2 separate regions of the Homo sapiens genome follow, and region 2 is linked to region 1. Evidence: read pairs that join two places in POLR2A ChIA-PET (ENCODE). Cell type or tissue: Panc1. All regions are shown on one strand. Each heading gives the region's core, and the rest is flanking DNA. Links, peaks and the distances in the headings are about the cores only.

Region 1 (8,420 bases), core at 1-5,000:
ACACTCAATCCAGTTGTCTAGAAAGTTCCCTGAGCCAGCTGGGAGCAGGAGGGGTAGTTGGGGCCAGGAATATTGGGGGTGTGTTTACTGAGCCCCTAGAAAGTAAGTGCTAGATTTGACATTTCAATCCCTGAAGGCCCTGAAGTTCAGTATCAAATGACTGGTCCTGTGGACTGAGCATCTGTGAATTGCATATGCTTAGAGTAAATTTTACTCCTACCAGTTTCAGCAGCTTGCTTTAGCAAGCAGTATGGAAACACTAACATGGGGGAGTAGAATTTCTCTCTCTGATCCAAGTTTTATCTCATTCTGGTGGGTTTTCAAGGAGAGACTCGGAGTCCAAGTGTCCTTTCTGAATATATCTGGAACTTCTCATTAACAAAAGACTCAAGTTATAATTTAGGGGACAAGGCACCCAATGAGAATGCCTTGCAGGCAGCCCTAAGTACACCTGCAATTACACCATTACTAGCGCGGCAGCACACATGGCCCTGACTTAGTTTAAATAATTACGTAAGTCAACCATGATTGTTTGCCCTTTGCATAGAAGGGCAAGTATTGGTACCTGTTACAACTTAGGCTTTTTTTTCTTTATGTTTGAGCCATGATGAGTGATTTACACTGTTGCATCCATATGTTGAGATGTAAGAATAAATTAGACTTGGTAATTGCCCTTAAGTGTCTGGAAGTCAACTGGGGAAAGAGAGCTAGAGATAATAAGTGTGAAACAATGTCACAGAATCAATGACGGAACTCTTCCCAGGACAAAGGATGACTTTTGAGTTCAGTCTTTGCCTTTAATTCTACATGGGGAGGAGAGCACGTTTAGCCACAAATGGAAGGGATTACTCATTTGAGCTATTTGGTTATATGATTATTTCCCCAGAGAATAGGATGTGCAGGGCATTACACAAGCAGTGCCAATAGCAGCAAAGTTCTTGAGAGTGCTAGTAATTCAAATGGCAGGAAGAGAAGGAATAAATGGTAAGGCTACCTACAGTTCACAGAGAGCTCCATCCTCACTGTGGCTTTGGATTTTGTCCTGTGTGAAAGAGAAGTGACTGTGAACTGACATGCTGTGTTTGGTGTTTTAGAAAGATGGCTGCAGCAGCGGTTTGGGGAATGGACTGCAGGAGTGGCATTGGAAACAGGAAGGTTCATGACTATTGCCAGAGACAGAGGATGAAGCAGGAGCAAGGAAGATTCAGGACAGGGGACTCCGGGGCTGATCAGGAGGCAGAACTGGTTGATAAGTATATGTAGCAGCATAAGAAAGAAAGAATCCCAGATTGACACCCAGGCTTCTCACTTGGAAGCCTGGATAGATACTGAATGCAATCACAAAGGCTGGGAAGTCAATGGGACTGCAGGGAAGGGAAGGGAAGGGAGGAGAAGAGGAAGGGCAGGAGGGTCCAATATCAATATTCAGCTTTTAGATGTGTTGAGCTTGAAGTGCTCAGATGGAGAAGTCCAGGAGGCAGTAGAATACGGTGGTCCAGAGCACAGGAGAGCAATGTGGCTTGAGTTGTCATTTGCTCACATATTTCCGTGTCAGTTACTTGTCTTAGATCACAGAACAAGTTCTCCTCTCACAGTTTCCTGGCTCCACCTGTCTCATGCTCACCGTCAGCATCGAAATTGAGCCACACCAGGGGTTCTGGATACCAGCTTCTCTCTAGGTGAGGCTGCTATAGTCAGCAGCTGATTAGTTGCAGTTATCAGCAACTGGTAATATAATATATTGTGCATATAAGTGTACCAGAAGTCATGTTTATATATTGCTGCAAATACTCGGAATGGGGATCTCTTGTTCCCTGCTTAAGACCACATCACATTACTTGGTTTTGTACGCTAGTGGCTGAACCAAAAAAAGTAGGAGATGATTTTTTTTCTTTTTTCTTAAAGCAGTAGCTTTTGAACCTTGACCATGCTTTCTAACCAGCTGAGGGGCTTTTGAAAAAGAGGGTGCCTTACTGTGCCCCAGACCAGGACAATCAGTATTTCTGGGGAATGGAGCCTGGCACACACACATTTCTTAAAGCTCCCTTGGCAATTCTGAGGAGTGGATTACATGTTGTATGTAGCTCGTAACGAAAGAAATCTTGTCTTTGCTCTCAGACCCCCATTTCTTACTCATCTCATGAGCTCCTTCGAGATCCAGAAACAGTTGCATATTTCATTAGTAAATCAGTTCCAGAGTCACATTTTATTTCACAAGTTAGTCCATTAAAAGTTTCCTGCAGTGAGGAAATAGCCAGAAAGAACACTCCACCCCTCCTCCTTTTTATAACTATAGGGTCTGGCTCGACAGAGCAGGAGCATCGCCATCTTGGACAAGCCCCTCATTCTAAAGTTCACCTTAATAAAAAACTGCCTAAATTCAAACTGCATCAGCCTAATGGCTAAGGTCAGCATGACCATAAACCACAAATAACATCTCCAACCGGAAACATTCGAAACTCCTCCTCGACCAGAGACATGCTAGTCCCGAGATAACCCCCCTCCAGCAGGGAAGATGCCAGTCTCGGGATAACCTCTCTCTGGCCGGAAAGATGCCTGCCCCAAGATAAACTTGCCTCCTCCCAGAGATATTCCAACCCTGCCATAAAACTTCTCCCTCAAACAGGAACATTCCAAAATTCTGATAATCTCCCTCACCCTAAAACCAATATATACTCCTAGTCTGTAAGAGAAAGCGCTCTTGACCAAAATTCACCAGGAGTGCCTCCCAGGTTTTAACTAAAGAAAACCTCTCTTTAACTGCCAAAAAAAAAAAGGGAAAAAAAAAAGCTTTCTGCAGTGGCTTTCAGCGGGCCCAGCATGGCAGCAGCACCTGAGAACCTGTTGGAGATGCACACTCTTGGACCCCACCCTGGCCTCTGAGTAAGACACTGGAAGGGCAGGCCCCGGTCTGTGCACACAAGTCCTCAGGGAGATTCTGACTGATGCATGCCAGATTTTGAGAACTGCTGATATACTCCAGGCACATCGCATGCTGGGATCTAGATACACCAAGGGAACAAAATAACTGCACTTGTCCTCTGAGGACCGACTTACCTTTTGGAAGGGCTGAGAAAGAGAGACACATACAAGATCACTCCCTGTAATGCAATGTTTTATAACAGATGTGATTTGGGATTTCAGTGGGAGCCCAAAAGAGGGACTGACTAATTCAGCCTCTGTGACAAGGGGAGTTTCTCAGAAACAGAATGCTTAGCTGGGCCTCCAGGCACAGGGACAGGAATGAGGAAATACTTGTAGGCCCTGTGCTCCTTCAGCAAAACCCTCAGTTTCTTGTTATTTTTATAAATGCAAACATCTTATTAAAGTAGATGCTAAGGCATTAGAATTTCCTGCTTTATTTTTCTAAATGACCATGAGGAAACCTGGAATGTCAAAGATAAAGTGCAACACATTCTGCATTTAAAAATTAAAATGATCCTTTTTAAAAGTAGCAACCAGATGTGAAAAATTGGACTGGAGTCCAGGTTATAGTTGATAGCTTTAACTTTCTCCCCAACAGCAACAGCACAATTTTCCCTAAAATGTGTTATGAATAAGTAAAATGACTACTTCACATCCTTTAACTCTTCCTACAGAAATCTAAGAGAGAAATGAAACAAAAGTTTGCACAGTTCTAGACACGATAAATACATGTGAAATCACACAACTCAGAAAATGTCCCTTAAATTAATTGAGCCATTGGTACTTGTGAATTAGAAGAGACATCTATGTTCTGATCCACTGTTGAAAGCTGTACAATGTTACCTATTTATTTGCAGACATCCTTTGGAAACAAATAGGTAGATTTGCAACAAATAAAGAGTGGAGTACAGCTGCTGACATTACCTTGTATATTCATGCCTTTATGTAAAAAAAAAAAAAAAAATATATATATATATATATATATATATATATATATACACACACACACACATATGGAGGTAAAGACCACTGCTTGCTTTGCAGTTGTTTTAAGAGCATTCATGAAGGATTTTATTTTATAAGCAGAAATGTGATATCTGACGATTTTACCACTACATGCTTGCAGGCCAGTGCACAGCAGATGACGTCATGATTGTTTTAGCAGTCCTATCGTTTTACTTATGATGTCATTACAACCCTTTGCTAAAATTTCTTTCCTTTACTCCAGGTTTTGGATAAAATTGATGCATTGCACATAGTCTCTCTGATAAGACAAACTGGCATTTGTATGTGAAAAACTGTGCATGTTTTAGTGTCTCTGCTGATACTCAAATTATCCATTATTTTAGTGCTGGAATAAAAACAAACCACTTAGTGAATTTGTGCAGGTCCTTAAGGACAGGCAAAGGTGTCCTGAGATTTTCTGATCATTGTATACCAAATTTTAGAAACTTTTTCAAAAACATTTTTTTAATTTCAAAAACCTGGTTTTGTTTATTTACCAGCAATCATTGAATACCTGAAAGCTTTCAGGAGATTTTATTACAATGGTTTCTATTCACTTACAAAATTATCTCCTAGTTCATTCTCATACACTGTAAGCCATTGTAAATGCTTCAAATTGTGCCGAACAAGATAAACTAGACAAACTATTTTAAGTTTGTTCTAGTGCTAACTTGCAAGATCTAATGGCTCCAACTAGATTTTTAAAATAAAGTATATTTTAATATATTATTAGAAAGTTAAGCAATTATCTGTTTATAGGTAACAAAAACCCTGGAACCCCAATGTCAGATGTCATCCACTTTTGATTAAGTCCAAACATATGACAGATAAACAAAAGATGGTTGGCTGGGCTCAGTGGCTCATGCCTGTAATCTCAGCACTTTCAGAGGCCGAGGCGGGCGGATCACAAGGTCAGGAGTTTGAGACTTGCCTGACCAACATGGTGAAACCCGCCTCTACTAAAAATACAAAAAAAACAGCTGGGTGCGGTGGCACGTGCCTGTAGTCCCAGCTACTCAGGAGGCTGAGGCAGGAGAATCACTTAAACCTGGAAGGCAGGGGTTGCAGTGAGCTGAGATCACACCACTACACTCCAGCCTAGGCGACAGAGCAAGACTCAGTCAAAAAACAAAAAAAAAGTGGTCATTGGAGAATTATTGTGTCACCTGTTGTTTTTTAATGTACTAATTTTGAGAGGCTTTTAAATAGAGTGCACTATAGAACTTTTTCTTGGCTTCAATTTGCTACAATGTTAATAGAGAATCAGAAACCTTATCCTTATAGATGTTTCTTGATTTTTTTAATTTCTGGTGACATTTATGAGTGAGAATAGTGTATTGCCCTGTTTTCTTTCTTACTCCCCTTTCTTCTTCCTTCCTTGCTTTCTTTCTTCTTCCCTTCCTTCTTTCTCTTCCTCGCTCCTTCTTTTTTACAAGCTGTTATGAATTAGCCTTCACAGAGAAAGAAAAATTTTTATAAATAACTGGAAATGAAACTTTGCAAAGGACTGCAGATGAAAAACTTTGTCAAATGACTGTAAAAATATACTATATAATTTTCAAAAGTTAGAAAGTACCAAACACACTCAGTATTCATGGTTATACAAGTATGCATACACATGTATTGCTCCCTGAAAAGTGGTGTTGTTAAGGGAGTTTTTCTTAGTACGCGGCTTAACATATTTTTTTCTGTAATTTGTTGTTAGTTATAATGGGGAGAGAAAACAGGTTAGAGTCTCCCCTCTCAGTTTCACCTTCCATAAAACAGCTAAACTAGACGATCGTCAGACTCCTTCCAGCTGAAAACATCTGTAAAATTAAAAACAAATCTAAATGTATGCAAGATATGTATTTAAACATGCTGGTAATAAGTGTGCTGTCCCTATAATTTAGATGCTAAAACATTGATGTCATAATAATAACAACACCTCGCATTTGTACAGCACCTCATAGTTTACACAATGCCTTAACATTCTTCTCTCTCAGCCTCCTACAACCCCACAGGATTGGGATAGCTTTCCAGATTGGGAGGTGAGGGACCCAGGCTCAGAGCGATTCTGCTGTTGTCCGTAATCACCAGGCTGGTGATCAGTGGGCACTGGGTGCTCTCCTGCTACACAGCACTGTCTCTCAACATGCAGGTCAAGGTTACTTATTCCTCCTTCAAGACGTCATTGGGTTTTTTAGCTATGGATGCCCCATCACTTTTAGTTCTATTTGTGAATCAAAGGCTAAATAAAGTATTCCTCAAAATTTGTTATACTTCTGTTACTAATGCTTAATGTCCCTCACAATTTCTGTATATTTCTGTGTATTTCTGCTCTGTTTTGGTTCCTTTCCCAGGTTTCTTTTTTGTTATGAAGTAGTTTTTAGACTCAAGTCTCTTCTGTATGTGTTATAACTGCCCATTCCATAAGATACAGGGCAGTGAATTTGTGAGCCTTGAAAATATTTACTTTAGAAATGAGAAGTATGACTTTTCAACGTTGTGTCATCAACTTCTGTAAATTTTCCAGACCTATAAATACTTGCAGAAAAAAAATGAAAGGAGAAGGCAACTTGATTTAGCAGTTGGGTCAGTTAGCAATGCCTATGGCAAGCTGTAGTAATTCCCTTACATAGATTTGTAAGACTCATTTCTATGATTTAAATGAAGGCATACACTTAACCTCTTTAGGGTGTGAAACAGCTTTTACAAAAAGAGACAAACTTAAGAAACAGTGTGGCCCTCCAAGAGTGTTCATTTTCCATATCATACCATTTGTAATAAGCTATTCTGGCTGGGATTTACTTGCAAGCATTGGCTTTTAAGAAGAGATGGTTTCACACATCAAATTATTCACTTGGAGGCACTTTCTGGGTTGAAGGAATGGAATGGAGAGTGCGGCAGTGAGTAGATCTCTCAGTGACGGTGATGTGCCTCTCCCAGAAGAAATTTCAAAATGCAGTGTTCATTTTCCTCCACAAGAAAGGAAGAAACTGTTTTGTTATTGTTTATTCCTAACATAGTGGAAACTTTTCAGTACTCTGGCAGAAATTTCCCAAAAGCAATTTTCTATTTCATGATTATAAAGTAGCAAAGGAAAAAGTCCTGCACTCCAGCTGAGCAATGGATCTCCAGTTGTTATCTAGGTGCTGCAGGTTTAGAGAGGATTGCCAGGAGAACACATCGATTTTTCAGGCCTGTGATGACGTATCTCTTGTTGAATAAGTAAACCCTTCCAGTAAACAGACAGTTAGTATATTGATTTCAGGGTGGCTTTAGCCACTGAACCTGTAAGTCTTGCAAAGGTTACTTGGGCAAAAGCATCATTATTTTACCTTCAGTCAACAAAAATCTACCTGGCCAAGGCAGAACAGAAAGTTCAGCAATTTGATGAAGTGGGACAACATGAAGAATCAGGTGAGTTGCCTACTTTTTCACTTCACTTTCCACCTTTAGAGATTCTTGTTTAGATGCAGAGTAGTGACGTGCCTGGTGTCAGGGAGAGAGTTGAATGAGAAAAGTCCCAGAAGGGCAGAAGACTTGGGTGATTATCTGAGTCCATCTTTCCTTATCACATGACAGAGTTCTTGAAGTCTTGGCTAGGAATTCTAGGCTTTTAGATTCTTTGGGCAATGGCTACTAAATGTTCATAATGTTGCTCAGTTGCAAAAACAAGACATTCAAACTATAGCCAGGGAGATAAGTAGTCACGAACTCAAGGCCTAAATTCTGCTGATGGAGCCGATGAGAATTGGGTGCTAAGGCAAAGAGAGTTGCCAATATTATATTCTTCGGGGTTTTTTGTTTTTATTCGCATTTTGGAAAAGGAAAATATTAGCATTCCTCTGACTTAATATTGAGAAGACATTGGGCACTCTTTTTCCTCCCACACTTGTCTTCTTTCACTAGGTGACAAGGGAAGAGGTAGCATGAGGTGGTGGTCACAGGTGAGAGGGGCTGTTGTGAGCACAGGCATGTTGACTGCACATTGGTCACCTAGTAGAAGTTTTGCAGGCTTGGTGACTTCTGAACACTGTTTTCAAGGTTGATTTTTAGTTGAGAGAACCTCTAGGTACCACGTAATGTTATTAACAGTAGTACTGATCTCACAATCGCCCTATGTCCCATTCACAAGATGTTCTGCCAAGCCATAAAAGGCCCAGTTAAGTTTAAGAGAAGTCTCAAAAGTAACAGATGATAACTAATTAATACCCAGTGATTTTGAAATGTAGACATCAAACATACCAATTCAGTGGTATCATCCTTAGAGGCAGACAGAGGATGATTAAATCATTCAGCCCATCTCTGTCTGAGGACGCAGCTTAGCACAGCATGGTGGAGGCTAAATGGGCCTTAAGGGAAAAAATGATATCTGAAGATGCAATTTATTTCAAAAAGAGTTTGCTCCCGTGAATTTTCACTCTCTATGTAGAACGGCACCAGCACACACTTTTCCTGAGCCTTTGCATGTGTGGCAGGCAGCGGCCTGGCATCCTGGGGAACTG
Region 2 (6,710 bases), core at 1-5,000, 530 kb after region 1:
TGTCCAACCCCAGGCTCCTTGCAGACAAAGACCCAAAAGACAGAGTAAAAACTTCAGACTACATACAGCCTCAAACACAGCATGGCTACAGGGTGAACACCAAACCCTGGCATCATTATCATTAGTAAAGCTGACTGACAAAGAGCTATTTTAGTGTTCTGAGCCCTCTTCAGCAATAATAACGCAGAGTTGCTAAAAACCAAAGAAGAAAGCAAAGGAAAGGTCAGTGTTCAAGGTTAGCGACAAGATAGCCTCACTGAAAAGTTTAATACCATCCTGCATTTCCTTCTGAAGACCTAATTATATTAATTTTATTTGTGCCCAAAGCTTTGCAAACAACTTGAGCTATATATAAGTCACTAAGTATCCAGTGGATAGTAACGGTTTTTTAGTCTGCTCCCTCATCATCAGAGGGAGCCTCTGATGGCTTCAATGGGAGCCTGAGCCATCCATCAAAACAAGAACCATACACACAACTGAATTCAGATAAACAGGGTGGAGTTTAAAAAGGTACTGATTCTAGTGGTGACAATCATCACTAAATAAATCCACTTCCACTCTTGGCAGCTTCTCTGAATACATCACTAGGTCATGCTGACACTCAGAAAGGGACCAGAGACTCCTAATTAGGATGCCTACCCTTCCCATCTTATGGAGGAAGGTGAGCACTGCCCATTAGCAAGCCCCTGAGAGCAGCCGCTGACCGTGCCATTGGGCCGACCAACAGGCCACCACAGTGGAAGGACTCTAATGCCTGGCTCAGCTGACCAGGGCCCAGATGTCGTGATTTTGAAGTCCAGCTCCTTTTCTGCCAGGAAGTGATAAAAGCATCAATTGTATCAAGTAACCTGTGATCTCAATTTGTCCAAGGCTCTCATTATGAGAGAAAGCCTTCTCCCTATCTGCGATTTAACTTCTCATGCAATTCAGAAAGTCAGAGATGAATCTCAGCTTCCACTGGGGTGACTAGCTATTAATAAAACCAATACATATTTTTCCTGAGTCATTCCACCAAGAACTCAAAGCATAAAACAGACCTACAACCTATGTTAATGACTCCATCCCAACCCAGGGCACATGCAGTGGAACCGGCAAGTTCTCATTCACTCCACTGCCCATGTCAGCCCCACAGAAGAACCTCAGAACGTGGCAATGGAGTATAAAAACCTTTACTGGCCAGGCGCAGTGTCTCATGCCTGTAATCCCAGCACCGCACGAGGCCGTGGCAGGCGATCACCTGAGGTCAGGAGTTCCAGACCAGCCTGGCCAACATGGTGAAACCCCATCTCCACTAAAAATACAAAAATTAGCTGGGGATGGTGGCGCACGCCTGTAGTCCCCGCTACTTGGGAGGCTGAGGCGGGAGAATCACTTGAACCTGGGAGGCAGAGGTTGTAGTGAGCCAAGATCATGCCACTGCACTCCGGCCTGGGGAAAAGAGTGAGGCTCTGTCTCAAACAACAAACGAAAACAAAAAAAACCTTTACAACAGTGATTTCACTAAAATATCCATTTTAAGCAACATTTTTTTTCAACCTTGTGGCAAGCAAAGTAATGCCACCTCCTGCCCACAAAGATGTCATCGTCCTAATCCACAGAACTGGGAATGTCACCTTAGGTGGCAAAAGGGGCTTTGCAGACGTGATTAAGTTAAGGATCTTACAATGAGGAGATTATGCTGGGTAATTCAGGTGGGCCCAATGTAATCTCAAGGGTCTTTACAGTGACAGAGAGAGAGAAGCATGAGAGAAATTAGAAGACACAGAATCGCTGGCTTTGAAGGGGAGGAAGGGACCACCAGCCAAGAAACACAGGCAGTCCCTAGATGCTGGGACAGGCCAGGAAATGAATCCTCCCTGGAGCCTCCAGAAGAAACATGGTCCTGCTGACATTCTTGAATTGAGCCCACTGAGAGCCATTTAGGACTTCTGACCTCCAGAGAGGGAAGATAATAAATCTGGATCGGTTTAAGCCACCAAGTTTGTAGTCACTTGTTATAGCAACAACAGGTAATGAACACAGAGGTCACAGCAAGTTCTTCTCTAGTAGGCCAGTAGCCTCACTCTCCCTTCTCTGCACCTGTCCCATACCCTCACCTCACTCCCATGTCAACCTCTACTTTTTTACCAAATGCCTTGTTCATTTTCCAATCCATCAACCATCTTCTAATTTTACACACTCAAGAAATGACCCTAACATAGCCATCATAACAATAATTCCCCAAAATCCTCTCACTCATGATGCACTGCCATCCCGCGTCAATCCCCAGTCTGGCAGCCACCCTTCTACCTCCCTGCTTCCATGCTGCTTAGGGGGCCAGTCAGGGCAGCTGGCTGTATCCAAGACTGCCCGAAATGCTCACTCTGCACCCCGACCATGGATGCTCTGAGATGCACATGCACAGCTTCCCAGGACCCTCACCACAACCGCTGTGCGACCTTCACCATGACCTGGAGGCCCAGGTCCTTCCCAGCTTATCTCTGTGGCTTACTTCAACGCAAAGTTCCTGACATCCCACCCAGGTCACCAACCTTTCCCCACTGAACTTCAACTCTATGTGCACCTTCCCTCTTGATGACCTCCTTCCTCATCTCCTTCCTCACATCCCCACTCCCCTTCCAAAGCCTAACCTCTACACCCAAGCTCCCAAGCCCATCCCCCTCACTGTGCCAAACCCTTCTGGAACAAACAGGTCCTCTAGGAGCTTAAGGTCTAAAGAATTTACAGACCAGGCCGGGCACGGTGACTCATACCTGTAGTCCCAGCTCTCTGGGAGGCCAAGGCGGGCAGATCACAAGGTTAGGAGTTCAAGACCAGCCTAGCCAATATGGTGAAACCCCGTCTCTACTAAAAATACAAAAATTAAGTGGGCGTGCTGGTGGGCACCTTATGTCCAGCTACTCAGGAGGCCAAGGCAGGAGAGGGGGAGGCGGAGGTTGCAGTGAGCCAAGATCATGCCACTGCACTCCAGCCTGGGTGACAGAGCAAAACTCTGTCTGGAAAAAAAAAAAAAAAAAAAGAAGAAGAATTCACAGACTGCTCCCCTCTTCCAAAAAAAAAAAAAAACAAACAAGCAATTACAGTATCTGAGCTCAGAGCACGTGGGAGTAGCTTGCCTAGGGAGTAGCTTGCCCAAGTCGGGGACTTAACTCATACCCAAGTGGACAATGAGAGTAGCCTTCCATGACACCACCTGAGGGTCTTCAAGTATGGTGGGAGTTGAAACGGCAGTCAAAGGAATGGGAAAACAGGAAGTGAAAGTATGGTGCCTTCAGGACCCACAGTAGTCGGTTCAGTCTGCTGTACTGGATGAAGACTTCTGATCCTCATCTATGCATCAGAAGCAATGTGCATCTGTTAAAAAATAAAGATGACTAGGCTCCAGGTGCAGGTAATTGTTCGAAACTCCCTACCTCATTCTAATGTACAGCCAACGCTGAGAATGGCAAGGAGGTCTCTGTAGATACTGAAAGCTTTCCAAGGGCGCTCCTCCATACTGCTAAAGGACTCGAATTCCAAACCTTCAACCTCCATGGGTCTGCTTTCCTAAAGCTGACTGCCTGAGACACAGGCCCTGGTCCGGATGCTGGTCAAGTGACAGTGCTAATTCCCCGTTTACAGTCACCCTTCTCTCCCTTTACAAAGAAAGGCACACCTCCCTCCCATTTCTAGTCTTACTGGGATGTGCTGGTCCAGAACTAAAAAACTCTCTCAAGTACCAATCTAAGGCCACTGAAAATACTGGTAGTGACACTGTTAAAGAGAAATTGTTCTGACACTTGTCAAAAATGGTAAGGCTTTATTCAAGACTATTGCAATAGGGGTCAATCTATCACAACAGCAAGACAGACTGACCTCAACTCCAAATACAACCAAAATCAGTGTGAATTCACAGCCAAGGAGCAGAGTGAGGGGGTCAACGGATACAAAATTGCTAAGAGGAGAGGCATGATGGGTAGAAGTAAGGAGGAATTCTTGCTGAAGACAGCCTAAGGTGATCAGATATTAAGCGTGAGGGGATGACTTGGCAGGACTCTTGCTGAAACTGAGCTCCACTGAGGACAGACACAGAGGGCAAGGTGGAGGCCTAGTGAGAAGAGGGCTCAGAGGATCCCAACCAAAGTTTGGTCAAGGGGAGAGTTTTTGTCAACGCACGCCTTGCATCTCAACTGGTTTCAAATTCTTTGCTTTCAATTAAATTGAAAGATGACCTAATTGTAGATTACTATGCGGTCTGGGCACATCACTCGGAAGTTCAACATGAAACTTTTTCCATTTCCATCAGTTATACATGCCCTAACTTGAAATATCCTCGTCCATCTCACTCAGAAATTTATTTCCAGTAAATTTTACTGTTTATGTTTAATAATATTCAATTGGTAATACATGTATAGTGTCAATCAAATGTGCAATAAAAATGATAAATCAATTAGTCTTTTTAAATTTTTTGGAGGTATATCTGAGGAAATGTTTTAAAAATTAATTTCGATACAGATTTTGTTACAAAAAACGACAGATCAAAACTAGACTTTCAAGCATAAATATATATTATTAGAAGAAAATTCTATAAAGTAGAAATTCAAAAAAGGAATGCTATATTTGCAACCATTAGAGAAGATTATTTGCGTTTTTTAAAAAAATCAGTATCAAATTGCTAATGGTATTTAGATTCCACTGAATACATTAAAAGAGTGATATTATAGTTGAATTTTTAACAATGTTTACAATACATGAGAAATCAAATCTATTGTAACCATTTAAAATCTATGATAAACAAGATCACACAGGTTGAGTATCCTTTACCTGAGATGCTTGGGACCAGAAGTGTTTTTGGATTTTGCATCTCTTTGGATTTTGGAACATTTGCATATACACAGTGAAGTATCTTGGGGATGGGACCCAAGTCTAAAGATGAAATTCATTTATGTTCATATATATCTTACACATATAGCCTGAAGGTAATTTTATACAATATTTTTAATAATTGTGTGCACAAAACAATGTTTTGGCTGTGATCTGTCACACAAGGTCAGGTGTGAAATTTTCCACCTGTAACATCACACTGGCACTCAAAAAGTTTCAGATTTTGCAACACTTAGGATTTTTGATTTTCAGATTAGGGTTGCTTAACCTGTATGTTCCACTTAAAATTATGTGAGAGGGTATATAGCTTTTGAAAATTCCCTAAAAGAGTATAAGAGCCAAAATTTTGACAACCTTTGAGCTAGAGAAAGCTGCTCAATTTGGGAGGAAAGAAATGAGAAGGAAAGAAAGGAGAATTCCTGAAGAAATTCTAAGGAGGAAAAACAGTGTTTGGAATTTATCTTGAGGGCAGCAGAGAAGAACAGAGGTTGCAGAGATTTAATCTAAGGGAACCCCACGTTGTTTTACACAGCTGCCCTTAGGCTATAGGAACCTGGCTTCACAGCTTCACTCACCGCAGGCCTGGCTGCTTTTCTCTCCAACTAAAGGGAAGGAGGGGGAACTAGGAACTAGGAGCTTCTTCAATAATAATCTCATCAACACACTCTTTCTCTCTGTCTCTGTCTCTCTCTCTCTCTCTCTCTCTCGCTCGCTTGCTCTCTCTCACTCTCCTCTTCTCCCCACTCCCCATAAGGGTTTAGGATCTGTCCCCACCCTCTCCATAATGCCATGTTTTGGCCCTTGATGACACTCAGATCACAAAACACCAAGAGAATGAGGCCAACTAAAGAGCTAAAGAGTTTCACTCATCTTTCCTCTCAGTATTAAAAGTCAAGCTGTCACCTGAGTAGCTGCTCAACCATCCTAGCAAAAGAGATGGCTATGGACCCTTTTTTTGTCTTACCTAGGGCAGAAATTAAGAGCCAACTATGATCACAATCACAATCTTGCTTTCCCTTGCTATGGACGCTTATGACAAAGTTTCTTCTTAATCTAGTCACAGATAATAACAAGCAAGCCCACTTTTTAATCGACAGGATAAGGAAACCCTCCCTCCTGTCCGCAGGTGTGCAGCCACCTGGGCACAGGAAACTTGCTTGGGAATGACTGACAATATAAATACTCTGTTAATCCACCCTGGGCCACAAGTTCCAGACCAAGTAGGGAATCTTCCAAAGGGCCTCCAGCAACACTGAGGGATTTCTCTTTACAGGTGTATGTCAGTGGGAGCTTAGGTTTACTCAAAGACTCCCAGGCAACTCCGAAGGAGTTGAGATTCTGTAATACATGGTCATGGCACCATCCAAATGTGACTCCTAACGACCACCAGATATGCCCTATGCTTGAAGCAAGCAATTGATCGATTTCAAACCTAATTTACCGGATAATATCTCTTTGTTCTGGTCTGAGGACATTGTTCTCTTGTTGACAGTTTTGAAGTATATAGCTGTACTTCCTGAAATTTTATATATATATGTATTAGTCACTGCCTCCCTGTCTTCATTGACCATTTGATTCTTTAACCCTGACAAGGGAAGGTCACTGTTTGCCAATTATCGAATCCGATGGCCTTCTGCAAGGCCTCTTCTCTACTGTTCTACGGTATCTGAATGCAGATCACCTTCGCGTTTAGACACCCTCCTCCCGCATTCTAGACTCTCATTTGTTGGATCTCTTTTCACCAAGGACAGATCATCAAACACTTCAAAACCAGCATTTAAAATTAAACTCTGACTTTTTAAAATTAAGGATATCCTTACTCTCCAAGTCAAAATCTCAGTCATCCA

The links. Peaks named below come from ENCODE experiments on the same cell type or tissue, not always from the same donor. Only the 100,000 strongest peaks of a DNase experiment are listed, where the experiment ranks them.
Region 2: POLR2A ChIA-PET joins it to region 1 with 9 read pairs; 3 of 35 experiments call an interaction of 5 or more read pairs at or near these places.

Annotation. Positions count from the first base shown.
Region 1 is chr7:55,024,104-55,032,523 of GRCh38, forward strand. The region is part of intron 1 of EGFR (epidermal growth factor receptor); the gene reads left to right. Among named protein-coding and RNA genes, the nearest start is that of EGFR, 9.3 kb to the left of the region's middle. In Panc1, for the core only: no CTCF peak of the experiment used is centred there; no DNase peak of the experiment used is centred there; H3K27ac peaks cover 2,113 bases.
Region 2 is chr7:55,558,698-55,565,407 of GRCh38, forward strand. The region is part of intron 1 of VOPP1 (VOPP1 WW domain binding protein); the gene reads right to left. Among named protein-coding and RNA genes, the nearest start is that of VOPP1, 10 kb to the right of the region's middle. RefSeq lists enhancers at 3,085-3,134, 3,215-3,274, 3,305-3,354. In Panc1, for the core only: no CTCF peak of the experiment used is centred there; no DNase peak of the experiment used is centred there.